Regions from separate parts of the Mus musculus genome. Here regions 1 and 2 are each linked to region 3. A link is a loop called in an ENCODE intact Hi-C map of the cell type or tissue named here. Cell type or tissue: left cerebral cortex. All regions are shown on one strand.

Evidence for each region. Peaks named below come from ENCODE experiments on the same cell type or tissue, not always from the same donor. Only the 100,000 strongest peaks of a DNase experiment are listed, where the experiment ranks them.
Region 1: it touches region 3 in a loop (3-fold over the local background); 9 of 42 quality-filtered maps call a loop at or near these places.
Region 2: it touches region 3 in a loop (2.6-fold over the local background); 6 of 42 quality-filtered maps call a loop at or near these places.

The regions. Positions count from the first base shown.
Region 1 is chr11:44,558,992-44,562,991 of GRCm38, reverse strand. It overlaps Rnf145 (ring finger protein 145), which reads right to left. Exons shown (of 11, transcript NM_028862.4): 9 at 2,873-3,020; 10 at 1,171-1,527. Among named protein-coding and RNA genes, the nearest start is that of 4930597A21Rik, 25 kb to the left of the region's middle. In left cerebral cortex, no CTCF peak of the experiment used is centred here; DNase peaks (open chromatin) are centred at 18, 370 and 2,407.
Region 2 is chr11:44,533,273-44,537,272 of GRCm38, reverse strand. The region is part of intron 3 of Rnf145 (ring finger protein 145); the gene reads right to left. Gm51891 (a long non-coding RNA gene) reads right to left here. Exons shown (of 2, transcript XR_003949666.1): 2 at 1-3,890. Among named protein-coding and RNA genes, the nearest start is that of Gm51891, 3.9 kb to the right of the region's middle. In left cerebral cortex, no CTCF peak of the experiment used is centred here; DNase peaks (open chromatin) are centred at 2,102 and 3,826.
Region 3 is chr11:44,467,572-44,471,571 of GRCm38, reverse strand. It overlaps Ublcp1 (ubiquitin-like domain containing CTD phosphatase 1), which reads left to right and starts at 1,024. Exons shown (of 11, transcript NM_024475.5): 1 at 1,024-1,144. In left cerebral cortex, no CTCF peak of the experiment used is centred here; DNase peaks (open chromatin) are centred at 127, 653, 1,009 and 1,577; H3K4me3 peaks cover 2,098 bases; H3K27ac peaks cover 1,856 bases.

The DNA.
Region 1 (4,000 bases), 91 kb before region 3:
AGTGATGTGACACCGACAAAGAGGACTCTCGGACCCCACCCAGGAGAGCAGACATGGCAGGAGGGTGGCACAAGCTGACTGTGCCAAACTTGGTTTTCCCGGGGTGGCCCTGAGGACTGTGAGGCTACAAAAGACAGAGTCCAGTTCAGGAGCACAGAGAAGGATGGACAGGGACAGGGACAGGCCCGGGGCCATACTCCTTCTCAGTGCACTCAAGGGTTACTAACATACAAAAAGTGTTCTCAGAACTCGTTTAAAGAGTGGAAGCTTTATGTTGCTATGAGAAATCATGGTAGTTTTATAAACACACACAAACACCCACCCACAGCATCTGCACTCCCATGCAGCCCTAAAAGCATTTCTGCATATACACTGCCACTATCTATGGCTGGCTGCCACCAGCCTACACTCCCAGTGAGTTTACTCGGGGCCTGGTTGCAGCTGTTGCCAGGTAACTTTGTCTACACCTCCAGGAGTGCAGCTTAGTGCTAAATGCTGCAACTCAGTCCCCCTGACAGTCCCCAGGTGACTGGGGACCAAACTCACTATGTTCCCAAGATGACATATCTTTCACTTGTACTACAGGGTAACCATCATCTCGGTCTGGGGCCAGAGCTGTATGGATGGCAGGCAGTCTGTCTACCCTCAATAGGACCCTTCCGCCTGCTTCTACCACCACTTTCCGAACCCCACAGGACTGAAAGTCTCTGATAGAGAGCAGCATTCTGTCACCCACCATGAAGTCTGGATGCTTCTTCCCCACCCAGAAGATATTAAGAAGAGTCAAAATCTTGGCACAGCACTTTTCTGAAGTTGCTGACTCCTGGTTGCTAGGATATATTTAATCACACATACACATGAACACTGTGTCTGTGTGTGTAGTCAGTAATAATATAAAATACACCTAACCTGTTTTTCCTTTATTTATGGGTGAGCAATAATGTTGGAAACAATAATAATTAGAACTTGAAAGACTATATTAAAACTGAACTTAGAACTAAAATGGATATGTTTATATCAGGGCTTTATTACTCTAATCTATGAGCCCCATTATCCCTTTCCAATCCAGAGATTAATTGTGCCCGGAAATTTACACTGTGACTGGTGCATGCTGCGGCCCCGAGGTCTACCCCGCCTGACCTATCAGCAGACTCCCCCTGAGCAGGTCACCTGGTAACAGATGGCGCAGATGTCGTTGTGTTTCTCCAGCTGCTCCTGCGTCGCGACAGGGAGAGACTTAATCTTATTCACAGCGTCCCTGCGCAGAAGGAAACTCTTCCAGCCCAGCTGGGCACGAAGCCACACGTTGTAGTAGGAATGGATGAAGATGATCATGGAGCCCATCACAGTCCACTCTCCAAAGATGGTCTCTGAGACGCCGTAGGCCACCACACAGAGGGCCACAACAAACTCCAGCAGACGATAAGTGCCATTCACGTAGTAGATGACGTCATCCATGTTTTCCACGGGCTCTTTGCGGAATTCCTCAACCATAAATAAGACGTAAATAAAAAGTGTTCCCAGAACCTGGGGAGGGAAGAGTATGTATATTAAGATAAATGTGATCATAAGAAAAGCATTCTCCCTGAGTTTAAAATAATAACACATGAACTCTTGGTACCCACTGAAGGCTGTGTGTGGGTGACAGTGACCAGTTACTGAGAGAGCAGACGCTGCACCTTCAGAAGCAGTGTTCAGTCTCCTCAGGCCCACCCGACCTTCCTCATTCCTCATCCGTCCAGTCCTTGTCTCTCAAAACACTTCACCTCTACAAGGAACAGGGCTGAAAGCATCGTTTCCAGAACCACATTTCCTGTCACCTCTTACTGGCCAGGCAGCAGAGACCTCTGCAAAAAAGCTTGCTGCATCCTGGTGATGTTGTTCATACATATGAAACACATGTCTGTCTGTGTGGCACATACATTAGCTATGTATGTTTATGGCACACATCATGCATGTGCATATGTGAGTTGTATAGATTTATATTACAAGGGTATTTTGAGTAGACATTTACTTTGAAAAGCCCATTCTAAACAAGCTCTAAGATATTTCAGTGTTATGGTTTTTTGGCAATTTAAAAAAGAACGTTACCATTTTGAAAAAACAAACAAACAAACATGTGCAAGTCTTAATTACATTTTCTGTTGTTGCTGCTTTGCTTTGTTTTGCCTGTCTTTGTGCACTTTTTGCCATGATGGCTTTAAAAATAAAGGAGGAGGCCTCTAGGCTCTCCCTCCCACAGCCAAGAAAGTAGGCAGTGATGGAAGGCAACCCCAACAGCCTGGAAAAGAAAGCTTGCCCAGGAGGCACAAGCTTGGGTGCTCTGCCACCACTAAGCTCCCTGAGCCAGAGCGGAGTCAGCCATGAAGACTAAAGAAGGCACAGTGCACTGTGTTCCCCGCCAACCCGTGGATGTCAGGGCCAACAAACCCCAGAGCAAACCGCCCGAGAAAACCTCCTCCGCCCTGCTCAGTCTGGACAGGGAGAAGGCACGTGTGTAGCGGGCTCATGATTGTGATGATGTGGATTTTGCCAACAAAACTGGGATCACCTAAACTCAGTCCAGATGGCTAATTCTAAATACTTTTTTCACCATAATAAAAGTAAAGCCAAAGGCTTTTTGTCATCACCACAAATGGAACACCACCCGGGTTAAGTAACGTTTACTAAAACTAGTATCTTCATGACATGCAAGTCTCATACTTGCAATCATGAAGACAGTTTTGACCACATGACAGTTTCGCATTTTCATATCACACTTCATCAGTATGCAGGATGCTCTAATAAAGAACGCAGAGTGGCAGGAGCCCGAAGCCACTCACTCATCTCAGAACACAGGCCACCAGGGGCACAGCGTCACTGTGAGGCTCACCTGGAGAGAGGTAAGGATGCTGCTGGAGATGATGATGAGAAGCCAGAAGTCCATGTGGAAGAACTGGCAAATCATGTAGGCCATATACGCAGGGAACACGAGGAGGAACAAGCAGAGGCTCACAGCACGGAAGTGTTTCCACAAACTCCTGGACAAGGCACAAGAGTCTTACAGTCAAGCCGTTCACAAACTGATTCCTCACCACGGCGGTGAGGGCACAACAGCGGTTCCTTAGTTCTGGAGTCACTTGTGGTGGGTTAGGTTTTCTCATGGCTTTTCCGTTCACTATAGCTACCAGTGTCCTTCTATAAACCACTAAGGGTGGAGCATACAGGGTCGGGGCACCCAGTGGTCTACTTTTGTTTTCCTCCCACAGCCAAGAGGGAACCCTGCTTTAGCGAATGCTGCTCCAACCACAAGTAATGCTAGCAGAGACACCAACTCCAGCAATAGCCCAGACCCTCAGGCAAGGCTCTGAGTCAGCTTCTGGTGGCGAAGGACCAAAAGTGAGCCTGACACAGCACCCTGAAGGGATGCAGAACCATACCAGTTCTTATGGAGCAATCGGGATCTTTCTCATCAGCTTTTATAAACGTTCTATAGTGTTCTAGCACACCCATCAATATGCAAAATTACTTAATGTACTCTTTAAAAGACACTTTCAGAATCAGCAGATATGAAGTATAGCCAAGTGCAGGTAGCAGTGTGCACGGGCTCTCCACCTGACAGGCTTTATGGAGAAACCGCCAACTTGAAATCTAGCCCCAGTAACTGGGATTCACTACACTCACTGAGACTGACACACGGCCAGGAGCTGGAGGCACAGGAAACTGACTTTTTCAGCCACGGTACCTTCTCAGAGGACGTTACGAAAGGTTTGCCCAAGCGGACTATGGGGCACTCAAGCAAAGCTGAACAGCTGTAATTATAAGCTAATTTAAGAATTATCTCACAAATCTGCTCTCACAATTCTACCTCCCAAGAGACTACTTCCTCCATGCAACAAATTCAGAACCAAATTCTAGAACCAACCATCAAAATATGAGGGAAAGCTGGGGGGAAAATGGTGACAGTGAATTGTAACCAGTTTTATCTGGGATCTCTTGTATGAACTACGAACCAAAATAG
Region 2 (4,000 bases), 66 kb before region 3:
GACAACGGTCCACTTGAGGACCCCTCCCCAGCAGCAGCTTTTGCGTAAGGGCAGCCGGGGTCCCAGGTGGCTCACAGTGATGTCTGGGGACATGTTTTGGCTGTGGTACTGCTCGGGAGGAGGTGCTGCCGCAGCCAGTGAGGAGAAGTGCAGTCACTACAACAGAGATTGAACAGGGCTAAAATGCTCGGTTCCCAGAACAGAGACTCCCCGATCTACAGCTCGCTGTAGAGTCCGAGCTATTTGTTTCTATTTTACATATAAATTCTTGGGACTGTTTTATATTTGAAAGCAAACTTCCATGCCCATCCAGACAGAATAAAACTCATATACTTTCCCTCTTTTGAAAGCCCTTCCTGGTGGGAACTTAATTAAGGGCATATGTAAAATTGTTATATTAATTCATAAATCAAGAGTTAAAAATACTAAAGTTTAACAGGTTTTTTGTTTGCTTGGTTTTGTTTTTGACAAAAGACACGTAATTATTCATGACCATAAGCTCACAAGAACATATATGGTTTCATTCTGGACTGTCTCCACTTTAAAGCAGTAATCATTTGGGGATTTATATCAACTATACCACTGCATGTGAAGAGCAGAGTTCTACAATTTTTAAAAATCAAGGAAGATAATATTTTAAAATTTTAACCAAGTTCAACTAGAATACTACCAATAAATATTTTTTATTACGCTCATGACTGCTGGAATGCCTCCCTAGGGAAAGGTGCTTGCCACCAAGCTTGACAATCTGAGTTCGAATCCAGATGGTGGAAAGAGAGGATCAACTTCCAAGTTGTGATATGATCTCTACATGTACATCATAGTCTCACACACACACACACACACACACACACACACACACAAATGGGAAGATTTTAAAGCATTTGTATTGCACTGAGTGAAGTCACAGAGGTTTAAATATTTAACTCTCCTATACTACAAACTCTGTGTACAGTTAAATTTCAAACAAGATTTTACTCACAGATAATTTTCAGCATGACATAAATAATTACAACCACAACAAAAGACAGAAACCCAGCTTTCCAAGTGTTGATAAATTTTCAACTTGGTAAATTAATATCAATAAATATCTTCCATGGCCAGTTTCTGAAGTAGCAATTTAATTATTGAAACTGCCCAAATACTGACTCTCCAGGAGCACTGCACTGTCATGTCCCTTTGGGGCTCAGCCATCTCTCCAGTCCAGACACTGTGCCTTCTTATAGCAGTGAAGGAGGCAGCTTATCTAGTAAACTATCTGGTAGGGACCCTGTGTCCAGAACATACACAGGCTTTCCAGACTCACTAATAGTAACGACAATCCAATCAAAGCAACTGGCAAAGGGGCTGAGTAAATATTTTTTCCAGATAAGATTTGCACTTGGTAAATGAAGAGATGTTCAACATCATTAGCCAAGAGAAAAAGAATAAGGAACTGCCACCTCACACGCGTGGCGAAGATGCCACAGTGAAATGTTTGTTGGCAAGGGTGAGGAGAAACTGAGACTGACAGGATCGAAGGACAGTGGAGTCACTTAAAAAGAAACAGTTCCCCAAAAGGCTCAATATAGAGACTGTACAGTTTAGTTATCCTGCTCCAAGGTAGGTAGTGCCCAAGAGAAGTAAAGACGTATACCCGCACACAAGCCAGCACCCAGAAGTCCACAGTGTAATAGCTTCAAAGCAGACATTACCTCAGTGCCCATGCATGGGTGCATAGCAGGGAACAAACTGCACCAAAGCTACCCAGTGGGCATTACTGGACAGAAAAAGTACTGGGGCTACAGCTCACTAGGTTGCATGCACATCATTGCTTTAAAAACAGAACAAACAAACAAAAAAAAAAAGGGAGGCGGGAAAGAGGGATGGGTAAGAATCAGGAAAAGCAGCCAAAATACTTCAGTATCAACCAATGTCTTAAACCTCGGCACCAAAGGCCACGCTTGTACAGTTCAAGATAAATTAATCAAAAACAGACAAAACAACGGCTAGGGAGATGAGATCACTTGCCACGAAAGCCTGAGGATCAAAACTGGAATCTCCAACACCCACATAAAAATGTAGACATGGCTGTGCATGTCTTGCAATCCTAGCAACGCAGGGGTGGAGACAAGCCGTTTCCAGCTCACCAGCCGGCCAGCCTAGCTGAGCAATGGGTTCAGCGACTCAAGGCAGAGTGTTAGATCTGGATACCCAGTGCCTTGGTCTCTGCTCACATAGACAACTACATTGCGGGGAGCAGGGGAGCAGATGGCAGCCTGGGAATGGTCAAGGGACTTAAGGGAAATGAGGATGAAGATCTCTTAGGGCAGTGGTTCTCAACCTTTGGGTCACAACCCCTTCAGGGGTTAAATGACCCTTTCACAGGGGTTGCATATCAAATAGCCTATATATCATATATTTCTATTAGAATTTATAACAGTAGCAAAACTAGTTGTAAAGTGGTAACAAAATAATTTTATGGTTGGGGTCATCACAGCATGAGGAACTATATTAAAGGGTCACAGCATGAGGAAAGTTGGGAAGCACTGTCTTAGGAGGGACTAGAAAACTCTAATATCTAGTGTGACCATAGTTTACACAGCTCTGCAAAAGCACTAAGAGACACTGAACTGAACTGGAGACTGTAAAGGGCTGTGTAAACCTTGTGTGAAGCCACGAGAAACAAAATGTAAAAGCATTGTTAAATTTGGTTATTAAGGGGACATTATAAATATTGGAAAGTATTACGTGACCTGCAATTTTAATGTGTCACTATTTTTGAAGTACAAACATCAACATTTGTATCTTAAAATACAGTGTGTTCAAACATCAGTGTTTGTTAAATGTGACATGTCACAAATAATTCGAGGGCAGTACATCTTTGCTGACCGTTAACAAGAAAAGGAAAGACAGTGAATTAGTGATGGGAAACACTAGGATACGTCCTGTCTTCAAAGTTATCACAAAGTGAGTTCCAGGACAGTCAGGGCTACAGAGAAAACCTGTCTCGAAAACAAACAAACAAAAAACAAAACAAAACAAAACAAACAAAAAAGTTATCCCACATTAACACTCTAAAGCAGGTACTGTCCATGCCTTCCAAGCAGAGGCTTGCTACAGCACCATACTCACTGAGCTGACAAACTTGCTGCTACAATTCTCTTTCCATTGATCATGTCCCTCCCTAGGAGAAGCAAAGTCAAATAGGGGCCGCCCCTCCCTGAGGTTCTCCTGTCCGAAATTCCTTCTGCAGATCCTCAAGTGACATGAACTGGGACAGGAAACTGTTCTTGCCCACTATAAAATATTCAAATTCTTTGTTAGTATTTTATATGTTTTGGCTTTCTAATGATGAACCATTTAAAATAAAACCCTTATGCTAAACTAAACAGTTCCAATGGTCACACCCTAAATGGGCTTCTCTTTATGCCCTTGAAGCTGTTCTAGGTCCCCCCATTTTCCTTACATAAAAGGACTTTGCCCCACTTAGAAACGGGTGGATAGGCAATAATGGAAGACAGAATTTCATGTTTTGGGTTGTCACTACACCATTAAACCACATGGAAATGCCCAGGATTTCCACCCAGGATTATGATTGTAATAAAAATAGCAGTTTGGATAGCTTGACCTTGAATTTTGAGGTTTTCTTGATTATCCTCTCTGACAGGCCAGGCTCATGGCTGTGCCCTGGAATGCTTACCATAATAGCACAAGAAACCGTCACTAAACACAACCATGGTGCAGCTTAACAGAACGTTAGTGGAACTTTTAACAAGCCTTTACTGTCTGCCAGAACTGTGCTGAGAAACTCAGAGCCCATTTCCTCTTACCGCAGGCAGTCCTGTCAGATTGCCATCACCGGCTCTTGAGGTGAGGACACTAAGTCTTGTCTTTCTGGCGCACGCCAACTGTGAAGCAGTGAGTTATGAAACCGGAGAGTTAAATGTATCTATCACCCAGCCACCCAGCCTTCCACCTACAAACGCACGCACTACATGGCTCTGAGGTGTCTAGTCAC
Region 3 (4,000 bases):
GTCTGAGTCAGAGTTTCAGTCTGTATCCCAGGGCTGGAACTAGAATTCCCTATGCCCAGGCTGGCTTCAAATTTATGCACTATCCTACTGCCTCAGCTGGGATTACAGGCAAGAGCCGCCTCCAGGGGTTCAAATGGAGACTGCTTTGATAGCTAAGAAAAACTCCACTTTATGTGAGGCACCCATTCTAAATTCCGAAAAGATAAGTTCCTAGCAACTCTGACTCCTTGCCCCTTCCCCATGAATTGGAAAACTGCTATGAAATGATTAACTGCTGGCTCTGATTTCTGCGAACTCCGCTCATCATTACGCACAGGGGGTGGGGGGTGGGGGTGAGGCAGTTCCTCACATAGCTGTCAATCCCACAGAAATGAAGTAATTGTAACTGCCCTTAAAAGCCCCTTTCCTGTTTTAGCTCACAGGAACTAAAGAGAGCGGCTGCTTAAGAAGAAAAACTCGGATAACTATAATTTAAACGGAGTCTCCGGTCTCTCCGAGTGACTTCGAACGCTGCAGCATTTATTTCTATGAAAGCATGGCATTCTTCTGTAAAGAGAACTAGCTTTCCTTGCATTTAAGGAGGCAAAGCAAGCACGAGTGGGTGGAGCCGACCGACACACAGATCTGGAACACCGTTGTCACACGGATATTTGTTCCATGAGTGTTTGGATCACTTTGGCCGGCTTTCCCCTGGAGTGGGCAAATTATATTCCTGGCTCCTTGCGTCTCTAGAAAAGTCTCCTCTTCAGTCCTCAAAGGTCGGCTTCATTCGGAACGCGACACTGCCACAGGAGTCACAGGGCTCCGCAAAGCTCAGCTCTGGTGGAAAAAAAAAAAAAGTCGCCACCGGGCCGGAGCATGCGCAGAACAGCCGGCGGCGGCCACCAAGAACCGGGAGGGGTCTCTTTCACAGAGGTCAAAGTCTGGAAAACACTCGGCCGGCCTGGGCTCCGCAGGCGTCACATCGGAGGAGAAACCAAACAAGCGGCAGCCGCATTTCCCCCTCCCCTACAACACATTTCCGGTCTCAACCACACTTTCCGGTCCGCCCGCCGGTTCCGGTCCCGCCCCTCGCTTCCGGTCTCCTTAGGTTCCGCTGCGGCCGGCTTTTTCGTCCGCTGTAGCTGGTTCCGCCGCGCTCCAGGTGAGAGGACGCGGGGTTCTCCGGCGCGCCTGCCTGTGAAGGCGACGCTGCGGCCGGGGGATGCCACTGAACTGCATGCGCCCCGTGGTTTGTCTCGCTGCGGTCCGGGTGGGCTGGGACTGCAGCTGTCCCGCCTGGCCCCCAGAGGCCCCTGTCCCGGCGCACTGCGGGTCGTGGCCGCAGCCTTCGCATCCGGCCTTCTCACCTGACCCCAAGGCTTCCCACGTCCCAGAATGTTCTGCGTCCGCGGGCCTCGTCCCCCGCTCCTGCAGGGTCTGTCTTGTCCTCCCCTCACGCGGGTTGTCGAAGGCGTCCGAGGCAGCTTGTTTCTGAGACTCTGCCTGTCTTGGGATACTCCCGGGGCAGTCCGGGCTGCACCCCGCGCGGCTCCTGCGGGCCGGCGCCAGGGCCCGCGGCCCAGCACCGCACGCTCACTCTTGCCGGGCTGGATGAAAAGTTCACACTGTCACTTTTGAAATTGCCGCCGTTGGCTGCTTTTCGTGATGCGGTGTTGGGCGAGAGTCGCTGTGACTTATTTTGCAGGTTTCTAATCTGTACAGTGAGGTCGCTTGTTAGTCCAGGATTGTGAAGATTAAGATAGCGATAGTTAACGTGCTCAGCCCTCACTGCTACCGTTCTCCTAGCTCCTCGCGGCTTATCAAATGCTGTCAGGTGTTAGCGCTTATCAAAACACATACATGTGAACTGACTCATCTCTGGGTTTGGAAGGCTGAGGGCTAGAGAGGTAAGAGACTAGGCAAACCCAACACAGGATGTTAGGCAGAACTCCAGTATAAACATACGTTGATTACATATCCCATAAAAATGTCCTCTTTGAGTTGGATCGCCATCACCACCCACTCCCACCCCCCAATTTGGGGGACAAATGTGATAAACCATTAGCATTGTATGAGAAAGTATAAAAATGCCCATGCTTTTTTTGTCCTGCATGATTCTCAGTAGTGATGAAATGAGATTCAAAAATTAAAAAAAGTTTTAAGAACTTAAGCTGGAAAGGTTTGTATAACCTTTTTTTTTTTTCTATGCCCAGAGTCTTGGGGCATTTGACAACTTGTCTTTACCATTTGTAGCACAAGTTCTTTATGAAGTAGTGCCTGTTGTTAAGTGCATGGGGCCCATGCCATTGGCAGGTTTTTCTAAAGCCGGTAACAGAAGAGCCTAGAGGAGTAGCATGCTCAGCCTCTACCACCTCAGAGGTGGTAGAAAAAGACTGGTTAAAGTGGACATTGTTAGGTCTCTTTCCTTATTCTGATGATACTTCCAAGAAGTCTTCATCAAATTTAAGTCAGTGGTATTGGTTGAGAACCACTGGTCAAAAAACTCTCATGGTCTCCAGACTACCCTGCCCGTCCAAGCACCGGTTAGCTCAGCTCAGCTCAGCTCAGCTCAGCTCAGCTCAGCACAGCTAGAAGCCTTCCTAGCTCTTACGAACAATCATTCCTGTTTCTGTGTCTTACAGATTTCAAATTGACCCACATGCCTTTTTAGCCAAGGTCATAAAACTTCTTAGGGCAGATTCTGCCTAACGTGGCATCGTTGCCCTAAGTTAGCATGCTTGCAGGTTTTCTGCAGAACATTAACATATGAGTAAGTAGGTCTAAGTGGGACTCTAAAGGGAAACGGACAGGGAAGCCAATGTGAATATGGATTTGGTACGCTTTTCGAAGCACAGTAATAGATTTCTACATTAAGTCTTTGCAGATTGTTAATTAAAATTTACCTTCTCTCAGAATTGGTTGTGATGCTTACGATCACATGATCAAATACTTCATCACCCACGCGAAAGCGCTGCAAAAAAACGCCAGTGCTCTGAGATTCGGGAACTCAGTGCTCTGACCTATGAAGGAAGTGAGGTTATAAGTGTTGACAGCTTAATGGGACAAGCAACCTGTGTTTAGTTGTTAGGGAGAATAGCAGCTGCCATGTAACATTTCTGTGGTTGGATCTGTATGAGCGCATTAAAAAAAAAAAAACCCTACAGTTTGATGCTTTGACTCCTGTAGATGGACTCTGAGTTAGACAGCTGTGACATACTGGATTTAGGATGTGGTGAGATTTAGTCAGGGAACCAACACCAGTTTTGTGCATGTGAGTAGATTATGTAGCTGTTTCTTTTTCTTTTTTAAAAATTAGATATGTTCTTTATTTACATTCCAAATGTTCTCCCCTTTCCTAGTTTTCCCTCCAAAAATTAACTATCCCCTTACCCTGCTCACCAACCCACCCAGTCCCGCTTCCTGGCCCTGGCATTCCCCTATACTGGGGCATAGAGCCTTCACAGGACCAAGGGCCTCTCCTCCTATTGATGACTGACTAGGCCATCCACTGCTACATATGCAGCTAGAGCCATGAGTCCCACCACGTGTTTTCTTTGATTGGTGGTTTAATCCCAGGAAACACTGGGAGTACTGGTTAGTTAACATTGTTCCTCCTATGGGGCTGCAAACCCCTTCAGCTCCTTCATTAGGGACCCTGTGCTCTTTCCAATGGATGGCTGTGAGCAACCACTTCTATATTAGTCAGGCACTGGCAGAGTCTCTCAGGAGACAGGTATATCAGGCTCCTGTCAGCTGGGGAACAAAATGCCTATGGAAGGAGTTACAGAGACAAAGTTCGAAGCAGAGACGGAAGAAATGACTATCCAGAGACTTCCCTACCTGGGGATCCATCCCATAAACAACCACCACACCCAGACACTATTGCAGATGTAGCTGTTTTCGTAATGGCAAAGAGGGATATTCTTATCAGACACTTTAATTACATGAGATGATCTTCATACATCTGGTCAGTTCATAAAACATAAAACACATAGTGGTGTATAATCTGGGACTGCCT